Linked DNA regions of Mus musculus: regions 1, 2 and 3 are each linked to region 4. Evidence: chromatin loops called from intact Hi-C (ENCODE). Cell type or tissue: heart. All regions are shown on one strand. Region 1 overlaps Ptpn14 (protein tyrosine phosphatase, non-receptor type 14). Region 2 overlaps Ptpn14 (protein tyrosine phosphatase, non-receptor type 14). Region 3 overlaps Ptpn14 (protein tyrosine phosphatase, non-receptor type 14). Region 4 holds the start of Ptpn14 (protein tyrosine phosphatase, non-receptor type 14).

Region 1 (2,500 bases), 140 kb before region 4:
GATTCTGCTGTCATAAGCACTCACTAGGGGGTGGAGAAAGAAGCCACAAAGACACACACTTTCTGTTTGGTCTTTTCAGCTCAGGAAATAGGGAAAAATGTAACTGTGGAGGAAGACCTGACACATTCAGTTCCACAAACTCACAGTTTAGAAAATTATACTCTGAGCAAAATTGGACATAAGCAGGAAACTGGACTTCAAATCGAACACGGTCGATATCATCACTGACCCAGGCTGGGCTGCACAGGAGAGGGAGGCGGTGGAAGGTTTTTTAGTAGACAGTCTCAGCATTCATAGTGTGGTGGGACACACCTGAAACCCCAGCACGTGGGAGGGGAAGATGTGAAAAATTAGGAGCCATCCTCTACACAGCAAACTCAAGATCACCCAGGAACTCTGCCTCAGGACAACAAGGAAGCTCTAAGAGGAACCAACTCAGCCCTCATCAGCTACAGCCTAAAACCAAGCAGCACACAGTGAGTTGGACACAGGTGTGTACCTCCCGGGCAGGGCCCTACTAAGTGCCTGACAGCTCCCCAATGTGAGTTTCCTTAAGACCCTTCTAACAACTTAGGAACAGATAGGAAGATGGAATGTACCTGAACTTCATCTTCTACGTCACCATCCACCACACGCAACATTGTGTAGCTAAGAGGCCACACCGAGGCCACACCCAACTCCATTCCCACCCTGGTGGGTTATCTTCTCACAGTCAGAATCAGGCAGAGGGCTGAGCTGTGCAGACCGCCTGGCCCAGGGCCACCAGACTACAGTGTTGTGAGTATACAAGACAAAGCAGCAGATACCCAGCCTGCCACCCATCACTGTATCAGACTTCTGAGCCAGAACAAGGGGTGAGAGAAAGGACAGCAGCGCCCCCATTGACCAAAGACGGCATCACCACCCTTGGAGGCACCATGCTCTCCAGCCAATCCCACCCTTCACCTAGGCTTCCGGAGAAAGATTGCTGAGGGCGAGGACAGAGGACAGAAATGCAGGAGAGAAAAGCAAGCACCCAGCAAGGTGCAGGAACCCAGTGTGTTTGGATCACTTTCCAGGACCTTGGCTCTCTCCCTTCCAGCTGAGGATGGTTTCTCTCTCTTGCCACTTTTGACTGGAGCATTACCAGTTTGCCTGCAACTTCACTAGAGATGCTTTCCCTTTATGCCTCTGTGTCTAAAATGTCCCATGGGGGCCACCACCTTCCCTCCCGGAGGCTAACACTGCAGATCAGTCAACGTGTGGTTCAAATGAGAAGCACTATATTATTGTGTGTGTGTATGGGGGGGAAGCATTATATAATAACTCACAGAACTTATTCCAAAGAGGGAAAAAATAAATTATCTTATATAAAATAATACATGATGTTTGTGAGTAACTCTGGCTTCTGCCTGCTGCCAGCCATCCACCTCTGGCTGGGGGAGGCAGATGTTGTCGAAGTGGCGCCCCCTGCAGGACAGAGCTGCGTCCCTCCTCCAGAAGCTGCATCCCGGAGGAGATCAAATGAGCCTGGAATTCTGCAGGAACTGGACGAGGACTTGGTAGACGAACTTGTACTGCGCAATGGTCTGGATCATGAACATCCTCTGCTCCCTGAGGAATCGCAGCATCGTGGGCACCTCCACCTTCTGCAAGAGAACAGAAAGGGCACACAGGCTGAGACAGAATGCCTCCCCGAGATCTCCCCTCCCTGCCGGGGAAACCTCTGCCCAAGGCGGACAACCAAGAAGGAGGCGGAGCTAAGACTCTGCCCACTGTGGACAACCAGGAAGGAGGCGGAGCTAAGACTCTGCCCACTGTGGACAACCAGGAAGGAGGCGGAGCTAAGACTCTGCCCACTGCGGACAACCAGGAAGGAGGCGGAGCTAAGGGTTCTGACCCTCCAGGGCTTTAGGAATCGGCTCTGTGCCACGGTTGGAGACCCCTGTTTCTGGTGTGGTATCGTTCACCCGTGTTTGTTTACTCGTGTGAGTGAATCTGAAAGCTGTTTGCACTTACAGTGCAAGGTTCTCAAAGCAGTGGACTGTGGCGAATGCCAAATACCATTCCTTCCCTCCCTCCATCCCCTTCCCTTTACATACAGGTTGAGAAAAATTTTGAGGAACTCACTCTGTAGTCTAGGCTGACTTCAAACACATGATGCTCCTGCCTCAACCCCCTCAAGTTAGCTATTTCTTTTCTTTTCTTTTCTTTTCTTTTCTTTTCTTTTCTTTTCTTTTCTTTTCTTCCTTCCTTCCTTCCTTCCTTCCCCCTCTCTCCTTTCTTTCTTTCTTTCTTTCTTTCTTTCTTTCTTTCTTCCTTCCTTCCTTCCTTCCTTCCTTCCTTCCTTTCTTTCTTTTTAAATTTATGACATTTATTTGTGCGTGTCCTGGGGACCAAACTCAGGTAGTAAAGCTTGCTGTCTAGTACCTTTACCCACTGACCCATCTTGCTGGTCCAGATATTTCCTTTGTGTGGTGCATGGATACTCATGTATGGGGTATGTGCTTGTAGTGCACAC
Region 2 (2,500 bases), 90 kb before region 4:
TTCAGTCCTTCAAGCCAGAAGGGCAAGCAGGTGTCAGCATGAACTTAGGAAGCACTTCCTGGGAGCACTTCCTGGGAGTACTTCCTGGGAGCACTTCCTGGAAACATAAATGCAAAACCTGGGAAGGACCAGACCTCAGTCTCTGCCTCACAGGGACCCCGTCAGTCCATCCAAGTTCTTTGCTGTGCTGTCTGATGGGACAGTCTTCCAGTACCCAGGGTGGAGTAGGGTAGGGGATGTTTGTAAAGGTGTTGTCACCTGTGACCCAGAACGGAAGTTGTCTCCCATGTCACCCTGGAAGTGAAAAGGAACAGCCAAGAGGCTGTCAGTAGATTCTTTTGGGGACCGGATCAGTTACCAAGAAATCCACTCGATCCAGCTAACCAGCAACTCTATTTCTCCTGAGCCCAAGGCTTGCTATTCAGCGACATCCAGCTCTTTGTTGCTGCCGTTTTCCAGACAGGGTCTCACGGATGCCAGGATGGCCTCCAACTCCCTATGTGAGCAAGGATGACCTCGAAGCCCTGTTCGTCCTGTCTTTGCCTTCTAGAGGCGTGAGCCACTGTGCCTGATACGTACTGCTGAGGACCGATCCCAGGGCCGCTTCATGTTAGGGAAACTCTCTACCTACTGGGCCACATCCCAGCCCACATACATGTCAGCTCCAATTCAGACCATCCTGTGACAGGAAACAATGACTCCAACTCTACAGTGAGGACACTGGACGCTCCTCATGCCTGTGTAGGCTGGCATATGCCTGTGCTTGGATACAGTGTCGGGGATGTAGTATGTTCTACCTGGAAGCCATCCAGAATACAAAGACCTCTGGGCACTGATATGTGTAGTCACCACACGAGACTTTGGCGACAGTTACTAGTAAGACTGCAGGAAAAAAAAGAACAAAATTTGAACTACTTTAGAAATTATGTGCTAGCTTTATTTTCCCACTGAAAGCCCCTTTGTAAAATATAAAAATGGCGCCCTGCAGGATCCGAGAGCAGAGCTGGCGTTCTGTTTTTAGAATTGTTGGGCTCCTCTCTGTTTTGGTTAGAGATACAACTCTTCTAACTGCAGTAAAGTAAAACTGTGGGTCCTATTTTAGAAACATACAATTTCATGGAAGTACACTCCACCCTGTCAGCACTGTGGGTGGAAAGGAAAAATCCAGCCAGCCAATCGTCATGCCAGGAAATGAAGCACAGCCAAGTTTCCAAAGAGGTCCGCTTTGAATCTAAGCTTGCACAGAAAATGCTAAAACATTCTTCATACTCAAACGTCCTCGAGGCATCCCATCTGGCTGTGGAGACCCAGGGGCTAGTCTTAGGTTACAGGCCAGCTCTCCCTGTAAGAATCGGGTGATAATTCTACACGTTAAATCAAAGTAAATTTTCTCATCTCGTTTTTCATCTTGATTTTAGCCTAAAGCAAAAATTCATTCATCGAGGAAATGGTAGTTTCCCTGTGTGATGCAGACAAGGGTCCCAACAATTGCTTTGGCTAAACATGGTAACTGGGAGCTGACAGATGCTCTGAGGTAGGCTGGGGGTGGGGTGAGGGGAGGTCCTCCATCCTGAATGTCCATATTCTACGGCATGAACAACTTTTCCAACTTCCTTCTTCCTCCAGGATTTTGAACTGAAGTTTGTGTTTATTTTTAAACGCTAAACTTGGCCAAGCCAAGGAAGCGCTCAGTATTCTGACAGAGGTATGGAGACGTCCCTAAGAAACTACACAGCATAGTATTACATTCAAGATGTTTGGCTAGGTCCCCTCAGTTCCATTTTAATTCACATGTGAGGAACCTGAACATCCGGTCTGTGTGTTGTACTTGCAGGGTTGTCCCTTCTGGTTGAGGAACGCCTGTGGTAGCCTACAAAGCAGGGCCTGCCTCACCGCAGAACCACGAGAAAGGCGCCAGGAACTCAAAGGCTGAGGACACGTAGCTTTGAGAGTATGTTTCCCACCCCTCCCCCAACTGAATCCTTCATTCCAAGTCTAGGGCAGCAGAGGATCCCCAAGTTGGGAAGAGCCCATCACGATGGCTAAGCTTTCAGACCTGGATTTGTCCTGACTGCCTTGCAAGTACACCAGCATGCCCACAGGATGGAGGCAGGGGAGTGGAGCACAGTTAAGGTACTGTATATAGATGCTTGTTTGGAGGACCCACCCCCAACACTAGATGACCTCATTTTCTGGTAACAGTGTTGGGCTCACGGAGTGTGACTACAAATGGCCGCAACTCTCTAGCAAACATCTTCAGAGCCCATGTGGTTCCTATTTCCCTCTGTCCTGAAATCTTCAGTGTGCAAGAAGGGACTTGTGTTGCTCCTATATCTCAAAGTTGACTCTGCAAGTCAGTATTGGGTACAGTCCACTGATCAGTGCGGGGCACAGTCCTCTGATCATGAGCGCATTACGGATTTGGGGGCCTTGAACCGATGCTGGATAGTTAATTCTAAACAAGAAAGTCAGTTGAGAGTTTAACATCCATGCCTAACAC
Region 3 (2,500 bases), 55 kb before region 4:
AAAGATAGGAGGCAATTAGGGAAATCTGAAATAAAAAAGAGAAATGACAGAATACTTGTAAATCACGGTTAGCTTTCTTGTGTTTAGCGTTCATGTGTGTGCATGCACAGATGTTCACTTACTCTAAAGGTCAGAGGGCAACGTCAAGCGCCTTCCTCAGTCGCGCTCTGCCTTACTGTTTGTTTGAGACAAGTTTTCTCACTGACTGGCGCTCAGGGTTGCTTCAGGCCAGCAAGCCCAGGGATCCTCCTGGGTGGGCCACGATCTGCTCACCTAGGCGTAGGCATTAGACCCATGTCTGTAGACCTGAAGGCAAGCCCTTCCCTGAATCGTCTCCTCAGCCTCAGCTCACCATGACTTCCGAGGGTAGGACTGCGGTCATGGAGGAGAGAGGTCAGTGATCTAAACCGCTGAGCCATCTCTCCTGCCCACCTGTGATTTTTAAATTGTATGCATGTGTGTATGTATATACGTATACACAGAGCAGATACATGGTGCACACACATGGGCACATATACATGGATTCAGAGCTGGAACACTGTGGACAGCAGTTAGGTGTGAGCGACGGCAGGCAGACGCTATCAATGCTCTGCTTCTCCGAGAACCTCAATACTTTCACTACAAAGCTCCGTGTAGATGATATACTCATGCCTCAGGCTTTCTGGTTTGATGGGGGTGGGGGTTCTCATCTGAGCTTATTTACAGAACTAATCAGCACAATTTGACCGAACCCCAGCCGCCCAAAGCCAGAAATAGATTTCGCGCTCTCGCTCTCTCTCTTCCACACACACTGTTCACCTCAATGAAAAGCTCTTAACACCCACTCCTAGCAGTGTGGAGCCACAGAGCCGTGCTTCTAGAAGGAACTGCAGGTGATTCTGACCAAACCTGGTCTAGGTGTGACACCTGGATGGTCCCAAGTGACCCGACACTGTAGTGACATGTAAGAGAGCTTGAACCCCACTCTGTGCTAGTGTTTTACGGCAGTGAACGAGCCTCCATTCTTCACCTGAGGAAACATCGCTCACACCCTCCTCTTCCGTCCCATAGCCTGGCTCCAGGCGCTTTGCCCAGCTTCCCAGGGTGGCTCTCTGGGGCTTCATGACAGTTGCTTTATCACATGAAAACATAAACCCAGAACTGAAAGCCACATACAAAGACCCATGTCTATGACACTTTCAATTTCCCTAATAAAACTGTTTCAAAAAAATATGAAATGCAGACAGGGGAAAATGAAGAAAGAAAGAGAAAAAAAAAACAAAAAACCAAAAAACCAACAACAACATTGAGGCTCCGTCTCAGCACACTCAAAGGAAGTCATTAGGAAAGCAAGCAAATGGGTCAGTGGTTCTCAACCTGTGGGTCTCAACTCCTCTGGCAAAGCTCTATCTCCAAAAATATTTACATTGCAACTCATACCAGCTGCAAAAGTACAGATACGACATAGCAACAAAATAATTTTATGGTTGTGGTCACCACAACGTGAGGAACTGTACTGAAGAGTCACAGCATTAGGACAGTCGAAAACCACTGGGCTACAGAAAGGGCTCAGTGTGCGAGAGTGCTTGCTGTATTGTAAACCCAGGAGGGCCATATACACACTCAAGAAAGGAGGAGTAACACACGAGTGAAGTGACAGAAGGGACCCTAGCACTGTGGCAATGGGAACATACACTAATTTGGACACTCTAGTGGTCAGTGTGGAAGTTTCTTTAAGGAACTAACAATAGATTGATCCTCCGTAAGACTCAGCTGTATCTATATCACTCCTGGGCATTTGGCCTGAGGGCGCTAAGGTGACACCGTTAAGGTGACACGTCACAGAGACTCTTGCACATCAGTGTTTACAGCAGTGCTAGCTATTCACTACAGCTGAGTTATGGGGCTGACCGGGGTGTCCAACATCAGATAGCAAATGAAACTTACCTTCTTATACTGTCAGTAGGGAAATGAAGGCAACTGGAGATAATCACACAGACAGAAAACTATGTGCTTACAGGGCGGGGCGGGGGTGGGGGGAGCTGCCAAGCTGCTGGGGGAGGGGGAACAAAAGGGGCTCAGGGAAGTGGGGAGAGAATCTGCTCAAAGTACAGCGCACACCTGCATGAAAACGGCCTTTTGTAACCCACCACAAAGGCACTGAAATGTGTGCTCTAAGAAAGAGAGGCAAGATCAGAGTACTCACACTATTTAAATGGTTTAAGAAAATAGGAACTATTTTTATCCCATTGAAAGTAACCTTTTAACTAATTTATTTATTTTTAAGAATAAAGTGGGGGACTGAGGAGGTGGCTCTGTGGGCAAAGGGTTTGCCACACAGGCATGAGGATCTGAGTTAAAAATCAGCAGAATCCATGCAAAGCCGGGCATGGTAGTGCCTATCTGTCAAATTCTAACTATGAGATGGGAGGTGGGACAGGACTATCCCTAGACACTCTCGGGCATCGAGTCTGGCACATGCAGTTGGGCAGTGAGCCTGGCACATACTGAACCACAGAGT
Region 4 (2,500 bases):
CGCACATCAATTCCTCCCAGAAAAGATAGGAAAACCATTCCCAAAGATTTAAAACTAGATGTGGCGTCACGTGGGAAAGGGGCTGTTAACTCTCAGAACTTGCAAAGTTCGAGTTGGAGATTGGTCTGAGATGAAGGTATTTTTCCCTGCGCGCCTGTAAGGATCACCCAAGCCGGGGCCAAGAGACTCAGGAGTTTGGTATCAAGGCTGAGGTATTGGGGAGAGGGCACAAGAACCCCCTCACAAACCCAGTGCCCACAGAGGCACAGGACAAGCTTTGGGCTCTGCGCTCTGTTCCCCTGCTCGCAAACACAACAGGAGCTGGAGGCGATGTTTTGGCTGAATCCGAGTCCCAGACCGCGCTCCCCTTCCAGCTCAATCCCGGACGAGCGAGCACTGCTAGCGAAGAGAACCGGCGGCCGGCCACCTGGCGCCCCCACCGCGCATCCCGGCGTCCCCGGCGGCGAACGAAGTTGGCTCTGCCTGGAGTATCTGCTCCCGACCGGCTAGCTTACCTGCTTACATGGCCCGGGAGTGCCCCGGGTGCCGCACGTTGACCATCAGGGAGTCTGGGTCCCCACCACTGGCTTCCAGGAGCTGGCAGAGGAGGGGCGCAGGGAGGGTTACGCAGCGGCCGGCGCGCCGGGCGCACCGGGGAGGAGAAAGGGCCAAGAACCTAAGCACCGCCGTCCCACGCGAGGGGACCCGGGCGATCAGAGAGGTGGGGCGCAGAGAGGGACCGCCAGCGGCCACTTGGTACCAGATGCTCCACGAGGACCTGCCCTGTGGACGAGACGGCTGAGCCGAGGAGCGCAGCTAGCTGGCCGGGCCCGCGGCCGAGGCGCTGGGCAGCCGGGAGAAGTTGTGCAGAACTTGAGCCTCCGGAGAGCCCGAGCGCCAGGAAGCGCGAGCGGCCGGGGAGGGCGGAGGAAGGGGCCGGGTGGGAGGGGACGAGCAGGCGCCGCTGGCCGCGCTCCCCCGCCCCGGGCTCTGCTCCGCAGTGCTGGGGGCCAGGAGGCGGGGAGCGCGCGGGGCGCTCGCTGGGCGGGCCAGGAATGCGTCCGGGGAGGGCGCGCGCCAGCCTCGGGGACGCGCGCCCTGCGCTGAAAAGAGGAGCCCGGGCTCCCCCGCTGCGGGCGCACGGTCCCCAGGGACGTCACAGCGCTGGAATCCGAGGAATGCCAGGCTGCGGGAGCTCCTTCGGCCGGCCGGGCAGAAGTCGTGCACTTTTAATGGGCTAGCTTTGGAGCGCGTTTTCCCTACCAAGGTGTGGGACGGTGGACTAAAGGAAAGTGCCCGGAGTGAGATAGACTGGAAGTGGAGAGGGGGCGATGACCCAAATCAACCAAACTGTGTGACGCTTAGGAGGCGGAGGGGAAAGAGGAAAGGAAAAGACCGTCCCTCCAAGATTTCCGTGGGCAGCTAAGGGGTGGGACACTGGAGCTAGAACAGGCCATTTATTTGAGGGAGGTCTCCAAGCAGGATGCCCCCATGCCGCCACCGCCCAGGAGACACGGGACAAAGTAGGGTGGCCTCCTTGAGAAGGCAATCTAGAAGCTCTCCTCAGAATCCTAGGATCTCTGAGTAGTGAGTCTTAGCTCCGGTCCTCCCACCCCGCCCCCACGGCCAACCAGCCTTTGTGTGCTGGAAGTTGGAATATGTGGTTTTCCCGGTTTGTTCCATGCCACGGAGGGGGCCCCACCCCGCCTGGGTAGGCACTGGGAGGGAACTGCGTTAGCACTTTCGGAGGTGGGGTTACTGAGGCGCAGCCAGTGTAATGGAAAAGGCACTCGGCCGGGCAAGGAAACCTGTATTAGGCCCCGCGGAGTTGCTGGCCCAGTGGTTAACTCAGGAAGATCCCAGCCCCCTACCCCTGATCCTTGGGTTTAGTAATTGTGAAGTGAAAGGAGTTGCCTATATTTTTAAGGTGCTTTGCATGTCTTGGCATCTGTTCTCTTCCTGAAATCTTAAGACCAGTCCTTTCAAGGACCCTGAAGTCCTTGTCACCCAAAATATCATTAAATTACTTCACTGTACAGGCAAGGGACACAAAACTTCCAGGCCTTATCCTATCAAAATGGCTCATGCCAACTCTGGAGGCAGAGACAGGAAAAATCACAAGTTCGAGGCTGGCCTAGACTACATAGCAAGACCCTACCTCAAAACAAGAAAGAAAGATCTCTGTGCCCACAGAGCAAGTCTGTTAATAACTGGCTTCTGAGTGTTCTTCTACAGAACCAAGAAGAATAAAAGAGGACGGGGGGGGGGGGGCGTGGAGGGGGCAAAATGGGGTGGATGGAAAGCAAAGGAGGCTGAGTCTTTCAAAATATCAAGGAGAGGGCTTTGAGGAGTTTCCAACCAGCCTTCAGGAATAGCTTTATGTCAAGGCTCAGTGTGGGCAGCATTCCACACAGCCTAGCGTGACAATCACGATCCCTTAGTGAGGATTCAGGCAGCAGAAAAGAGGGGTCAGCATCACCAGGGAACACCTACTGCTGAG

The links. Hi-C counts contacts between places; a loop is a spot of excess contacts. Peaks named below come from ENCODE experiments on the same cell type or tissue, not always from the same donor. Only the 100,000 strongest peaks of a DNase experiment are listed, where the experiment ranks them.
Region 1: it touches region 4 in a loop (1.9-fold over the local background); 6 of 42 quality-filtered maps call a loop at or near these places.
Region 2: a loop joins it to region 4, with 6 times the contacts of the local background. A loop is called at or near these places in 8 of 42 quality-filtered maps.
Region 3: it touches region 4 in a loop (2.0-fold over the local background); 3 of 42 quality-filtered maps call a loop at or near these places.

What each region holds. Positions count from the first base shown.
Region 1 is chr1:189,869,055-189,871,554 of GRCm38, reverse strand. It overlaps Ptpn14 (protein tyrosine phosphatase, non-receptor type 14), which reads right to left. Exons shown (of 19, transcript NM_008976.2): 19 at 1-1,628. The coding sequence ends at 1,500. Among named protein-coding and RNA genes, the nearest start is that of Gm26574, 32 kb to the right of the region's middle. In heart, CTCF peaks have their summits at 879 and 1,456 (motif pointing left); no DNase peak of the experiment used is centred here; H3K27ac peaks cover 10 bases.
Region 2 is chr1:189,816,688-189,819,187 of GRCm38, reverse strand. All of the region lies in intron 3 of Ptpn14 (protein tyrosine phosphatase, non-receptor type 14), which reads right to left. Among named protein-coding and RNA genes, the nearest start is that of Gm26574, 20 kb to the left of the region's middle. In heart, no CTCF peak of the experiment used is centred here; a DNase peak (open chromatin) is centred at 1,177.
Region 3 is chr1:189,781,467-189,783,966 of GRCm38, reverse strand. The region is part of intron 1 of Ptpn14 (protein tyrosine phosphatase, non-receptor type 14); the gene reads right to left. Among named protein-coding and RNA genes, the nearest start is that of Gm51739, 4.2 kb to the right of the region's middle. In heart, no CTCF peak of the experiment used is centred here; no DNase peak of the experiment used is centred here; H3K4me3 peaks cover 444 bases; H3K27ac peaks cover 324 bases.
Region 4 is chr1:189,726,680-189,729,179 of GRCm38, reverse strand. It overlaps Ptpn14 (protein tyrosine phosphatase, non-receptor type 14), which reads right to left and starts at 912. Exons shown (of 19, transcript NM_008976.2): 1 at 516-912. In heart, no CTCF peak of the experiment used is centred here; DNase peaks (open chromatin) are centred at 1,029 and 1,669; H3K4me3 peaks cover 2,143 bases; H3K27ac peaks cover 2,500 bases.